Regions from separate parts of the Homo sapiens genome. Here all the other regions are linked to region 1. The links are chromatin contacts, found by Hi-C in ENCODE. All regions are on one chromosome and are shown on one strand. Each heading gives the region's core, a stretch centred on a gene start or an enhancer-like site at or near the end of the contact. The rest is flanking DNA. Distances are from core to core; before and after follow the strand shown. Region 1 holds the start of CAPN14 (calpain 14). Region 2 overlaps LTBP1 (latent transforming growth factor beta binding protein 1). Region 3 overlaps ALK (ALK receptor tyrosine kinase). Region 4 overlaps ALK (ALK receptor tyrosine kinase).

Region 1 (3,147 bases), core at 191-2,690:
CCCAGATCCACTGCTTCTGCTATCCTCATAACACCTTCAGACCCATGCGAGGAAGGGTGGCTATTTGGCACATGAGGCAGGGGGAAGGCTCCAAAGAGCGTTTAGCTCAGGAAGAAAGCTTTGGATTTGATTTGACAGTGGCAGGGAGACAATTCCTTGACAAAGATGAGGAGAAGTTAGTGGAACCTGACACCCTGGGACTTTAGCCCCATCTCTGCTGTTTACTGGCTGCGGTTATCTTGGGCGAGTTGCCATGCTGTGCCTCCGTTTTCTTTTTGTAGAATGTGGATAATAATAGCACTACCTCACAAAGTTGTGAAGATTCCATGAGATTCTGCATGCAATGTGCTTAGCATTGTGCTTGGCATGTCATAAGTGCTCAAAACGTGTTGGCTATTATTATCAATATTAGTTAATTTATCAGTACTAATAAAATGGGTGGAGTGATAATCACACAAAATGATTGAGTTGGAGAGATTAGAGTCAAGGCAGAGGCCAAGAAGCAGGCGGGGAGGAAGAGGACAGAGGATTTCCACAGGCAAGGGACTCTGATTCCACTGACACATATTGAGCACCTCCTGGGTACTAGGCATGGTTCTGGGTTCTGGGGATCCTAGGTGTGCAAGCGTGGAGGCAGGCAAGCTGGAACCAACTAAGCTGCTATGATGGAAATCTGTGCAAGTGGTGGTGGGAACCTAGGAGAAGGATTTGGGGGTGGGGGTGGGGAGGGAGTGAAGAAGTCTAGAGCAACCACAGGAGGGCTAAGAAATGCTTTAAGGGAAGAACAACCAGATTTGGAGCAACGGGACCCAAGGTGAACTGTGAGGAGACAACCAGTGGGAGGTCAATGTTCTGAGTCCCAGATGGCCAAAATGGGGGATTTGGAAAGTAGGTTGGGAAGGAAGAGGGAGCGATCTCAATAGCACAAATGAATCACAGATTTCCTCCTTAGCAGGAAACATCCCTGAGGGCTGCCTCAGACTCTGACAACCATAAAAGAAAACCCACAGCCACCTCTTGAAAATACTTTCCAGGCTTCTGTCAATGTTAGTTTAAACATAGGGATGTACAGGAATCTCTGTCTTGGTTCTTTGGTGTCCTGGGAGTTGTGGGGAGGTGAGCAAGCAGTATCATGTGCTCCTGCAGTGAAATGCTTTTCTAGGTCACACCTGAAAGTACCCTCCCCAGGGTTGGAAGTGAGAAGATGACTAACTCTCTCTCATTAAGGCATTACTGAAACAGGCTTTCTCTGTATGGTGTTCTAAAGAAATAATTGGATTTGTGTAATCCAGTCGCAAAGCCCTGGGTACTCCACTCCCTTCCAGAGAACACACAGTGGGGAGGAACCAAGGTCCTGGGAGGTGGGGTCGCAAATTCTTGGCTAAACACCATGTGTAGAAAGGACCCATATATAAGAGGTGGTTTCAGGCTGCATGCTTCTGACTGCACCGGGATTAGAGCTTGCCCAGGCGCTTAAAGAAGCAAAATCTCCTGTGCAGGTAAATTTCTTTAGTTCCAAGGGTGGGTCCAAGTTAGCCCAGAGGCCCTATGAGACTCTACAGGGTCTGGGTTTAGAAGGTGAGAGGATGGTATTTGCTTCTCCTGGTTTGAGCTTTGCAGGTGAGTGTATACAGAAAAAACCCTGGAGTCTGGAGATTTCAATTTTGTCCTCAGTTTTGCCATCACTTATTAGTGTGACCTTGAGGAATAGACTTCAGCCCTTTGGCCCCAATCTCCTCATTTAAAAAAAAAGATGGGAGTATCTTTGGGCCTGGGTAATTTCTGAGGTCCCTCCAGCTCTGGTTTCTCTCGAAGTCATTTGGTAGAGTTACTGATGCTGCTAGGTGCTGTCATTTCCCAGAACATAGGCCATCCCAGTTGTCTCCTGAGCCTCCTGATGAGAAGGAATCTGGGGGCAGCCAGCTTATCACTGAGGCCTTATGGGATCCTCAGAGTCAAGGAGGCCGACTGTTCTCTGTTCTGATAAGCAGTGAGGCTGGGCTGACTTCCTGTATGAAATTAGATGTGAAAAACACACTGGGACGGTGACCACACTATAAGAGTGAAATATTGCCTCAAATGATAGCTGTCAGTGTGGTGCTTGGCACGGCCCTTGCCTAGATTAGAAATCTCGAAATTGCCCTTGTCTGAGTGGTCTGCTGGCCTATGGGCACTGGAAATCACTCCTCAAAGCTCTGGAGGACTCCAGAGCGAGGTAGTCGGCTCTCAGTTCAGCTTATAACCCTCTCCTATGGAGGCACAGGGTGACAATGTTTTGGTGGGTGGTACCTAAGTGTTTCAGCCTGGGTACATCTTCCAGGCCTGATAGGGTGAGGGGTGTCTTTGACTTTCTAGGGGGAGAATTCTTGGATGAGTTAGGTACTGGCCATTTCACAGAGTGGGCACCTCATGCTGAAGAGTGAGGGCCCTTTCTAGAGTGTGAGCCTGGTCGTTGGACTGTGACTTCCTCGAGGGCAGAAATTCTGTCTAATCCATCCTGTACCCCTACCATCTAGGGCAATGCCTGGCCCATGGGGAAGCATGCAATAAAGCCTTGTTTAAATGAATTGATTCTCCCACTTTTCAAACTCCCTTGTAAATCTCTCTCCTGACCATCAAAACAAGCAGTAGAAAAGGAATGGAATTGATGTAACTATCAGTGGTATAATTGGTTTGGTGATAGATCGCTCGACCTCAAGGGTAACCACTAAGCTAATTTCTAACATATAGATTGGTTTTGTCACTTTTGAAAGTTATGTAAATGGAATCAAAGAGTTTTTGTGTCTGGATTTTTTCTACTTAATATTGTTTGTGAATCTCATCATATTGCAGCATGTAATTCTTGTTTGTTCAGAGCTGTGAAGTATTTCATTGTATAAATGGTTATCACTATTATTAATATTTATCCATGTTCATGGACATTTGGGTAGTTTTCATTTGGGGATATTTTGCATATTTCTGTTGTGAGTATTCTTGTACATGTCTTTTGGTGCATAGATTTAAGCATTTCTGTTGGGTAATAACCAGGAATGGAATTGTATCATATAGTTTGTATGTGTTTAGCTATAGTATTTACTGTCAAATAGTTTCTTTTTTTTTTTTTTTTCTTTTTTAAGATGTTTCTAATTGACTTACTTTTTCCAAAAG
Region 2 (3,147 bases), core at 435-2,934, 2.0 Mb before region 1:
TACAAGTTACTACACACCACAGCAAAACTCAAGTGTTTCTGCTGCTCTCACATCTATAATAGGACTGCGTCTAGGCAGACGGCCTCCTAACCACCTCCTTTTGTCTTATCTCCTCCTCCCTCATTTCCACATCTCTAGAGTTGCTCATGCTGCCTGGGCCTCTAACTACAGCACTTATACAAATAAGGCAAAAGGAAGAAAAACAAACAAAGCTACTCCCAGCCTTGATTCAGCAGTGCACTGGTCATGATTCCTGGAACACTGAGTGCATGAAAATAACTTTTCAACCCTTCCTATGTGCACATCTGTATGAACACTGTGATGCAGAAGGTAAGGCTGTTCAAGAATCATTACAATTATTCCACAAATATCCATGTTACTACATTTACAACACAAAATTATTATAAGCAATAGTGAAAAAAACCTTTAATTTTGAAGCTAGTCATCAAAAATTACAGATTGCAGGGTAATGTATGTATCTAAATCTTGGCCTGACTGGGAACACATATCTTCAGACTTTAATCTCATTTTTGAGGTAATACTGTAGCACTTCCCTGATATTCAAAGTTGGGCTGTGATCATAGACACTTTTACATCTGCCTATCAATGTGAGAGGAAAGATAGTTCAAAACTTATCTGGTAACCAAGGATTACAATTTTTGTCAATTAAAAACTCCCCACTGGAGTTGCTTCAGAGGCTGAATGATGATTTGAAGAGATTGTGATAGATGGTGGAATATGGTTTCATAAGGTTTTATAAGATTTAATTTTCACGTATTAAAATCGCTGGTACCTATAGTGCCTACAACGTACCCTCATTCCAAGAGTGTTTGCTGCACTGTGCAGAGTCCTGGGGAAGGAGGATCCAGCAGTGGTGGTAAGAAAAGAGTGCTGGACTGGAGTCATTAGACTTGGATTGAAATCCCAGAAACTTCTTACTAGCAGTGAGAAGTTCAGCAAATCATCCAACCTCTCTGAGCCAGTAATCCCAACCCCAAAGGATTGTGAGATTAAATGATGCTTGTCCAATCCCAGATACTGGGACTCCATCAACCCCTGTGTGGGGATTAGAAAAGGGCAGCTGTAGGATGTGACCTGCATCAGGACATGGAGTTGGATGAGCAGAGCATGGGCTGGACTCCAGGCCCCAATCATCCTCCTCAACTGGTGCCTGGTGTGGGTAAAACCTATAACCAGCATTAAAGTACTAGCCATTTGATAAACTCTCAGGACACATTTATTAAAAGTCTTCAGATATTTAACTATTAAAAGGGCCACTCCATAAAGATAGCCACATGTCAGGAACCTACTACTTAATCTTACTATTTAAAACACTAAAAAATGATAAACTGAAATACTCTTATTAATTGTCTTCATTACATGTATATAACTCATTTTATTATGCTATGAAGGACTATTATATAATAAAGTATAAAATATTTTAAGTTTCAGTAGAGAACATCTTTTAGAGCCAAAGGAGAGAACCCAAAACGTTAAAGTGATACAGGTTTCAAAAAATACTTGTAGAGACTGCACTGAGGGAAAACATGAAATAAAACAGAAGTCTGATTCATTGTAACTCTTGCAAGAGTAAGTAGGACTGTGTTTAGGCAAGAACTGAAACAAGGAAGTGACTCAATGGCTCTACTGGGGAGAGAGATTCCAAAGAGATGGAACAGCTCTAGCTAAGCATAACACCAACCACCAGCTGGGAGAAAAGCCAGTGGCAACGGAGGAGGGTAAAGACAGGGGAAGGCAGGTCAATACGAAGGAACAAAGAGTGGGTGTGCAGAGTCAGAGAAGATGTGGAGCTAAACCATGGAGGGTTTTCCAAATTTGAGATTAGATGTACAGTTGGATATAAAAATCAACCAGGAAACAGGGGAAAAGAAGCATCATAGTTCCTTTTCTCAAAGCAAAAAAGTTTATATTGCTTCCAATTAAATAATTAGCATCTTTGAAACAATGGTAAGTACAGAAAGACTGATGAGGATGAAGAGGAGGAAAAGGAGAAAGAGATAATGTTTTTATAAAGGTAAAGTGTTCTATATCTAGTACTTCCCCTGAAATGTAAAAAAGAATTACCAGGACAAAGTATATCATTCACAGGGAGGAAAAGGAAGAAACTATACTGGAGATAAACATAATCAGGAATAACAAGAGGACAAAAATTTGAAATTAGATGATTGGAGGCCCATTGACTGTACTTTTTCTCAAACAAACAGCAGAAAGGAGTTAAGTTCAGCACGAATAATATCTTATCTCAACAAATGCTGTCCAGCCACAGCAAAAAGACTTCTGAACACAAAGCAAACTCCCAGATATCTACTTGCCTTGCAGCATTAGCACATTATGAACAGGAAACAGACTTTTCTGCACAACCACATTCCCCTTGAACTCAGTGAAAAGCAATGTAAGGATGACCCACAACTGGGTAAATGGCAAGAGGGCAGCTTTTGAAAATAGAAAAACATTCACATCTTCACTTTACCAATTACCACCTCCATGACTATAGGCAAAACTCTCAACGTCTCTCTGCCTATTTTGTCTTCTATAAAATGGCACTAGAGACATCCGTTTTTCATGGAGCTCTTGAGTGGACTGAGACAACACATGTGAGACGGACTGTATGTGAGACAGCCATATGGCCAAGCCCCACTGGGCTTGTATTAGATCTCTTCCCCCAGGCTCCTCCTTTAAAAACCTGGGCTTATTTAACAAAAGAGCAATTAATCTAGTAGTTATTCGATATACAATATCCCAGATTCAGCCTACAGATAAGAGATGTATAAAATAAACACGTAAGTTAGATATAGAAATAAAAGAAAAAGATATTCTTAAGACCTTGCTAAAAATATTCAGGTTTTCTCAAAAGTGCTCTGGCTAGTAAAGAAATACTCAGTGAATTAATGCTGTGGAGGGCATGTCATTGTATAGATTTCATTTTAACTCTGCTTAAGAAGCACAACATGGTATCATGGAATTCCAATAATTCAACTTGTAAATATTGACGTTCAAGCGGCAGATGATTTCACTTTGGGGACATCACGATCGTACTTGTCATGGTGCTATGTTTTGGTGCCAGAGAACCAAGACCATGAAGCAACAGCAATGGAGCTCACTGTGCTCCTTCCCCTCAAGGATCCA
Region 3 (3,147 bases), core at 293-2,792, 1.5 Mb after region 1:
TTCCTTTATTAATATTCCTCACTGTTGTGCCTTGGGAAGGGGTACATGCTTTCATTGGCTGGCAGAGGTCCTTCACCATTGAGTGAACACAAAAGTTATACATGGGTCCTCTTGGGGAGGCAGGAAATGCATGCTGAAGCTATAACTTTTGACAGTACAAAAGAATATTATGGGAGAGTAATTTTTGCTTCAATATTTGAGCTACTAAGAAAGAGCACAAACTTCTCTGGCAGGATGGGATGGGGCTTAGAGAAAGGTGAGGTGGAGTGGGAGCTGTTTAATTCCATCCAAATTCCGCCCTTGACACTAATAGCTCCCTTCTGAATGAGCCAGCTGGAAGAAAATGTGAAAGCAAACCATAGAGAAACAAATATGTATGAACCAGAGAGGACCTTAGCGAGCAGTGAGTTCAAACCGCTCATTTTCCAGGCCTAGAGAAGGTATGGGGAGGGCTATATGTTTAGGACAAATGGTGCATCTGCAAACTCTCTCCTTTCTCTGAAATCACATCTCTGTTTTTCAGACTAAATTAACAACATCGCCCATCACCGCTAACTCTAGGAGTCATGTAAATTTACTGAGGTTTCTTTTGCTGAACAGGTGCAGGCTCAGCCTAGTGAATACCCAAACCATTTCCCCTGGGCTGCCAGTCCCAAAAACAGGCCTGCCCTGTACTCTCTGAGAGCTGTGCCTGATTTGACATCCAGACCACTATTTATTTGGCCACATTAAGCTTTGCTTTGTGTGACACAAAATCATTGTAAACGAATGCATTATTAAGTGTGTTTTCAAATAACAGGGAAAAAACAAGCAGACTGTCACTGATTGTTTTATTGTTGGAAGGAAAAGAAATAAGTAAAACGTGTACAGGCAAGGTAGGAACTGTTCCAAAGAGCATTTAGAATAGGAGCATTTGTTACATTTTATTGATGTAGGTTTGTAAAACATGCTTGCCAGTGAGCCTGGGGCATTCATGTAAATAACCATCACACATGCATAGCTCTTCATTACTTATACTGACACAAGTATGATATATTTATTATATTATGTTCATTGGCTTAGGAATAAATAGACATGCAGTGAGACATGTAAAAATAAAGATTGGAAATACACAGTGCCAATCGGCTGCAATTTGGGTAGTTGTGATCATGTACATTTGGCAAAGTTAATGATTAACTAGTGAATAATAGCGAAGCAGCTCTCTGGGAGCACTTTTGATTTCTGGACGTTGTAATTATTGACACAAGATGATCTAAATATAGAAAAGAGACCAAGACTCCCACTCATTTTGGATTCTAAAACAGAGATAGGAGCATACAATTTTAAGAATGATATGACTGATACTGAAAGACTGTGTCATGCACACATTATCTCATGTGGCCCTTACAAAACCCTGAGAATTTTTAGAATATGCCCTATTCTTATTCTCGTCATCGTTTTCAGAAAATTGAGGTTTGGCAGAGTGTGTGCTTAGCCTGAAGTTAACAGCTAATAAGTGCCAGAGATAACACCTTCCTCCAGGGCGCTGATTTCATTTATTTGACAAATATTTATTGAGTGCCTGCTGTGTGCCAGGCATGGAGACATAGCAGTGACTAGTGCAGGAGGTACACAATGAATAAACCAATATACAGAACACATATATGTGTAAGAAATAGGGCAAAGGGATGGGAGTGGCTTACAATGAGTTGTCTCTCAGCAGGATGACCAGGGAAATTCTTTCTGGGAAGTTGACCTATGGACAGGGACCTGGACAGAGAGAGGGAGTGGCCATGTACCTCTGAGTAGGAGGAGCTTCCTCGGCTGAGAGAACTGCCAGTGCAAAGGCCCTGGGGTGGGAATGTGCTTGGTGAGTTCGGGGAAGAGCAAGGAGACCTGTGGGACTGAGCTCCAGCAATGAGGGAAAATGGTTGCAAATGAGGTTAGAGACAGAATCAGGAGCCAGATCCTGTGGGGCCTTTAGGGGCTAGGCTATGGCAAGAAATTTGAAAGCTATTTCAGGGGCTGCAGTGTCAATCTAACTGCCACATAGAGAACAGACTGAAGGGGGGCCCTCTTTGAGCTCATAGCAATAATGGAGAGATGCGAGATGGGAAAAGATGAGAAGGGGTAAAATTCAGGTAGAGCCATCAAGATTTGCTGATGAATTGATGTGGGGTGTGAATAAAAGGAAGAAGTTAAGGATTCCTCATTGGTTTTTGGCCCAAGCAACCAGGCGAGTATTGGTAACACTTTCTGAAATGGGGAATACCTGGGGTTTAGGGGAAGGGAGGTTAGGTTTTTGGCTTGCTCATGGTAAGTTTCAGATGCTTATTGGGCAATAAAGTGGAGATTTTGAGCAGGCAGTTGGATGTATATTCTGTGTATTCTGTTGTTCAGGGGAGAGATTGGGCTGAAGACACAAATTTGGTAACAGTAGTATGTGGATGATATTTAGAGCCATGAAACTGGGTAAGATCACTTTGAGAGAGAGTTTAGATGCAGAAAATTCCCAAGTTCTTCAACTTTTAACAACTGTCAAATAATAAAATAAAGATCCCACAGAGTTGTTTTTTATGACAAGCTTACTTACATGTCGGGCAAGGAGAAATTCACTGTATGGTTTTCCAAGTAAGAAAAGTCAGAGTTTTTAAAGTCTTACGAAGAGGGCTACAATGTGGTTCTGGTTATTTGGAGTTGAAAATCGGTTCTTTGAACTAAAGAGAATGAATGAATGCATAGGTTTGTGTGAGCATGGGTAAACAAGTTATCTTCATTGGTCAGCAAAGAGTCTTCAGTTAGGTACAGGAAGGGTCTGGTGTCCCGCACTCACTTGAAATTTATTGATCATCAGCTGGTTAGAACCAGTGGGATAAAATATAATACTCAGCCATGACAGTTCCTAAGCAAGTGCTGCCGGAAAAGGAGACGTTTCCTCCTCTACAGTTTGGAAAATAAGGAAGACCTGGCAAAGAAGAATAAAGAGGATCTTCCCACTGAAGCAGGAGGCAACCAAAGACTATGTGGTGACCAGGATGTGAAAAATCCAAGAAGCAGGGAGTGATTGCAGGGGCAAATGCTGCTGAGTGGTCCAGTGAAACAAAGACCTAGAGTTGTTCAATGTATCTGCAGCCTAGGGTCGTCGGCGACCTTGAGGTGGAGTAGTGA
Region 4 (3,147 bases), core at 391-2,890, 1.5 Mb after region 1:
ACCATAGGTCCAGGTAGAATGTGTTCCTATTCCGTGGAACAGGAAGACTCAACTCATTTCTTCTCTCCCTGTCTTGATAAATTTGGGGAAGATCTCAATGAACAAGTGTCTCTCTAGTTTCCATATATTATAGATAAGCTGTTCGGCTAAACTGAAGTTGCCTTATGTGGGCTAATAAATGGCTGGGCTCAGGGGGTTGGAGATGCTGTGGGCTGTGGGGGAGCCATGACCTCCTTTGCTTTGGGGACTGAGAACGATGGGCCCACCGCCCTATGGAGCAGCTTCCCTCCTGCTCAGCAACTGTTAGGCCTTTCCTTGGGTTTGGGCCTGAGGTCTTCCCTGTCTGAGACCCCTGGGTCTAGTTGGTCAGCAGTCCCACATGTCTCTCTGGGGTCCTAAGAATATTTATTTAAAACTATTATCTATTCAGGATTAAGGGGCCTTTCCTTTGGAGTATTTGTTCTCTGAGTGGGTGCTTAGCAACTGAAGTGCTGTTTGTAAAAGACATAGGTTGGTGTCCCCAAGCATTTCATAATGAGTGTGGGTTGAAAAGCTCCTCTGGTGATTTTTAAAAGGTTACCTTTCATCTATATCACAGGTTCTCAGAGCATGACCTCCAAACCACCAATGTTAGCATTTCCTGGAAAACTGGTTAGCAATGTGAATTCTTGGGCTCCACCCCAGACCTACTGAATCAGAAACCCTGGGGACTGAGGGCAGCTCTTTGAGCTTTAATAAGCCCTCCAGGTGACTTTGATGTGCCTTGGAGTTTGACAGTCACTGTCCTAAGTGGTCAGGAGGCGTGGATGTCAGGTATTTCTCTTCTGTAACAGGCCAGAGGACACACCTTCAGTATGATCATTCAAGAGATATGTTAGTATCTCTTACTTTGGGAGGCCAAGGCAGGTGGATCACTTGAGGTCAGGGGTTCAAGACCAGCTGGCCAACATGGCAAAACCCCATCTCTACTAAAAATACAAAAATTAGCCAGGAGTAATGGCTCGCGACTGTAATCCCAACTACTTGGGAGGCTGAGGCACGAGAATCGCTTGAACCCAGGAGGCAGAGGTTGCAGTGAGCCTTGATCGTGCCACTGCATTCCAGCCTGGGTGACAGAGTGAGACTGTGATTCAAAAAAAAAAAGTGATATGTTAGTATCTCTTAAAGTACCATCGACTAAGCGCCTTCTTCTGAATCACTGAGGGATACCTATTAAATATGTATACACTATGGTCCCATTTCAGTTTTTCTGAATCAAAACCTTTGAGGTTGGTGACCTGGGATTGTGTCTGTTCAACATGCTTCCCACGGGCTTCTTTCACCCAGTGAATTTTAGAAATAACCTTCCTATTCAATGTATAGTGTTTGACCAGCGGCATGTTCATCACCTGGGAGCTTGTTAGAGATGCAGAATTTTAGGCTCCACCCCAGACACTTAATCAGAACCTGCATTTCCAATATGATCACCAGGTGATTCATACACACATTAACATTTGAGAAGCATTGCCAAGGGCCATATGCTTAGAGCACTTGCTATGTGTGGGCTGCTGATTCATAGTTTAGTCAACACACCCTTGAGTAGAAAGTGTCATTCTAGGGTAGACCAAGGGCTCTTAAAAAAGTACTAGTGTCCCATGGGTCCTGACTCAGACATCCTGGAGCTTGTCCAGGATGTGATTAACAGGGTAACAGATGTCTTTGCAAAGCACTGGAGAGCTGATCCACACCTAACGAGTGTCACATCAAAGGCACCATGTGGATCTCTTGTTGTGGGTCTTGCAACCCCTTTAAGAAGGGAAGTCCACTTGACCGCCCTTCCAAACTGCTTTTTTGTTTTCCCAGAGGAGACAGGTAGGCAATCTCATCAGCTTAGATGATACCTAGCTCAGAGAAGCAGAGATTTAGGATTCACATGACTCATTCTTTCGTTGCTAGTTAGTTTTATGTAGCTTTCCAGAAAGGTCTGCCCACTGTCCTTTATACCTTAGTGTGAGTTGAGGTTAATTTATCTTTCCTTTGGACCTTGCCACTTTAGAAGGGAAAGCTTGACAATGTGTGCCATGACAGGCTCTAGACTTCCATCAAAGGAACTTTAGGCATCAAAAGCAGATGAAAAGGTATTGGATTTGGTGGTGGGGGAGGGGCTTTCTAGGAACCCACAAGAAATTACTGACTTGTTTCTCTTTTATATTTCTGGGAGGAAAATGATTGGGCCAAATGGTCTCTGGGGCTCTTTCCATTACTGGAAATTCTTTGGAGTATTTATTGAGCATTCACTCTGTGCTAGGTCCTGTGCTGGACATTGAGGGGATAAAAATGTAAACTGATGCTTCTACCTGTCTCCCAGGATGGGGTGGGAAGGGAGACAGAGACATCAGCCCCTCTCTGAGGTCCAAGAGATGCTCTCCTCCTGTCACTCCAAAACCGATGTATCCTGATGGTAACTCAATAGTAAAGGAAACTTCCATTTTTATTGGTGTGAGTAAACTCATTCATTCATTCATTAAACAATTATTTTTTAATGTCTCCTACCTGTAGACAATTGTTTCTGAAATTTGTTTTTAGATTTGAATATGAAAATGATCTTTCTTAAGAGCACCTGTTTCAAAGATAAGTTTGTAAACTTTCAGACTAGTTGGAACATATTGTTGTGAATAAAGCCCTGATTAGAGGAGAAGAAATGGGCTGTTTTCCCTCTAGTTTTCCATAGGACAGTTTGAGAGAGGTCAAGCTGGAGTTTTAATTGAGGAGGGCTTTTCCATCAGTCAGCACTGGCCACTCATGAAATAGAGTGACCTCCCCCACTCAACAAACACACACACTTGGAACTAGTGAAGGAAAGGTCAGATGTCATTGCCAAGGGCTTTGAGAAGGGACCTGGACTTGGTGGCTTCCTACAGTACTTTCCAACCTTGAGATTCTGTGAGGAATAGAGGGCTGTGTGAGATTCATCTCAGGGACTGTGGTTTCTTTTAGCATAACATCCTCATGGCTTATTTCGTCATGTTTCTGCACAAACATTATGAGTAGAATGGCTTGCATTTGCCTTTCTAATTTTCTCTCCCAGGTGAAAAGACACTAGGCATATGGTTCAAACACAATGGACTGATAGAAAACATGAAAGTTAGAATGTAACAGATATCTCAA

What was found. A loop is a pair of places that touch in the nucleus more often than their neighbours do. Pooled maps may share reads with other maps.
Region 2: a map with no recorded cell type shows a loop between it and region 1 (9-fold over the local background). The contact joins the enhancer-like site here to the promoter of CAPN14 in region 1. A Hi-C loop is called at or near these places in 2 of 37 single-sample maps with no recorded cell type and 2 of 50 pooled maps.
Region 3: a map with no recorded cell type shows a loop between it and region 1 (19-fold over the local background). The contact joins the enhancer-like site here to the promoter of CAPN14 in region 1. A Hi-C loop is called at or near these places in 2 of 37 single-sample maps with no recorded cell type and 1 of 50 pooled maps.
Region 4: a pooled map shows a loop between it and region 1 (29-fold over the local background). The contact joins the enhancer-like site here to the promoter of CAPN14 in region 1. A Hi-C loop is called at or near these places in 2 of 37 single-sample maps with no recorded cell type and 2 of 50 pooled maps.

Annotation. Positions count from the first base shown.
Region 1 is chr2:31,215,808-31,218,954 of GRCh38, reverse strand. It overlaps CAPN14 (calpain 14), which reads left to right and starts at 1,440. Exons shown (of 22, transcript NM_001145122.2): 1 at 1,440-1,499.
Region 2 is chr2:33,209,333-33,212,479 of GRCh38, reverse strand. The region is part of intron 7 of LTBP1 (latent transforming growth factor beta binding protein 1); the gene reads right to left. Among named protein-coding and RNA genes, the nearest start is that of MIR4430, 210 kb to the left of the region's middle. Within about 2 kb of position 1,684, at least 7 of the 41 ENCODE cell types and tissues checked have a DNase peak (open chromatin) inside an H3K27ac peak, as active enhancers do.
Region 3 is chr2:29,721,951-29,725,097 of GRCh38, reverse strand. The region is part of intron 1 of ALK (ALK receptor tyrosine kinase); the gene reads left to right. Among named protein-coding and RNA genes, the nearest start is that of ALK, 200 kb to the left of the region's middle. Within about 2 kb of position 1,542, at least 3 of the 41 ENCODE cell types and tissues checked have a DNase peak (open chromatin) inside an H3K27ac peak, as active enhancers do.
Region 4 is chr2:29,746,749-29,749,895 of GRCh38, reverse strand. All of the region lies in intron 1 of ALK (ALK receptor tyrosine kinase), which reads left to right. Among named protein-coding and RNA genes, the nearest start is that of ALK, 170 kb to the left of the region's middle. Within about 2 kb of position 1,640, at least 3 of the 41 ENCODE cell types and tissues checked have a DNase peak (open chromatin) inside an H3K27ac peak, as active enhancers do.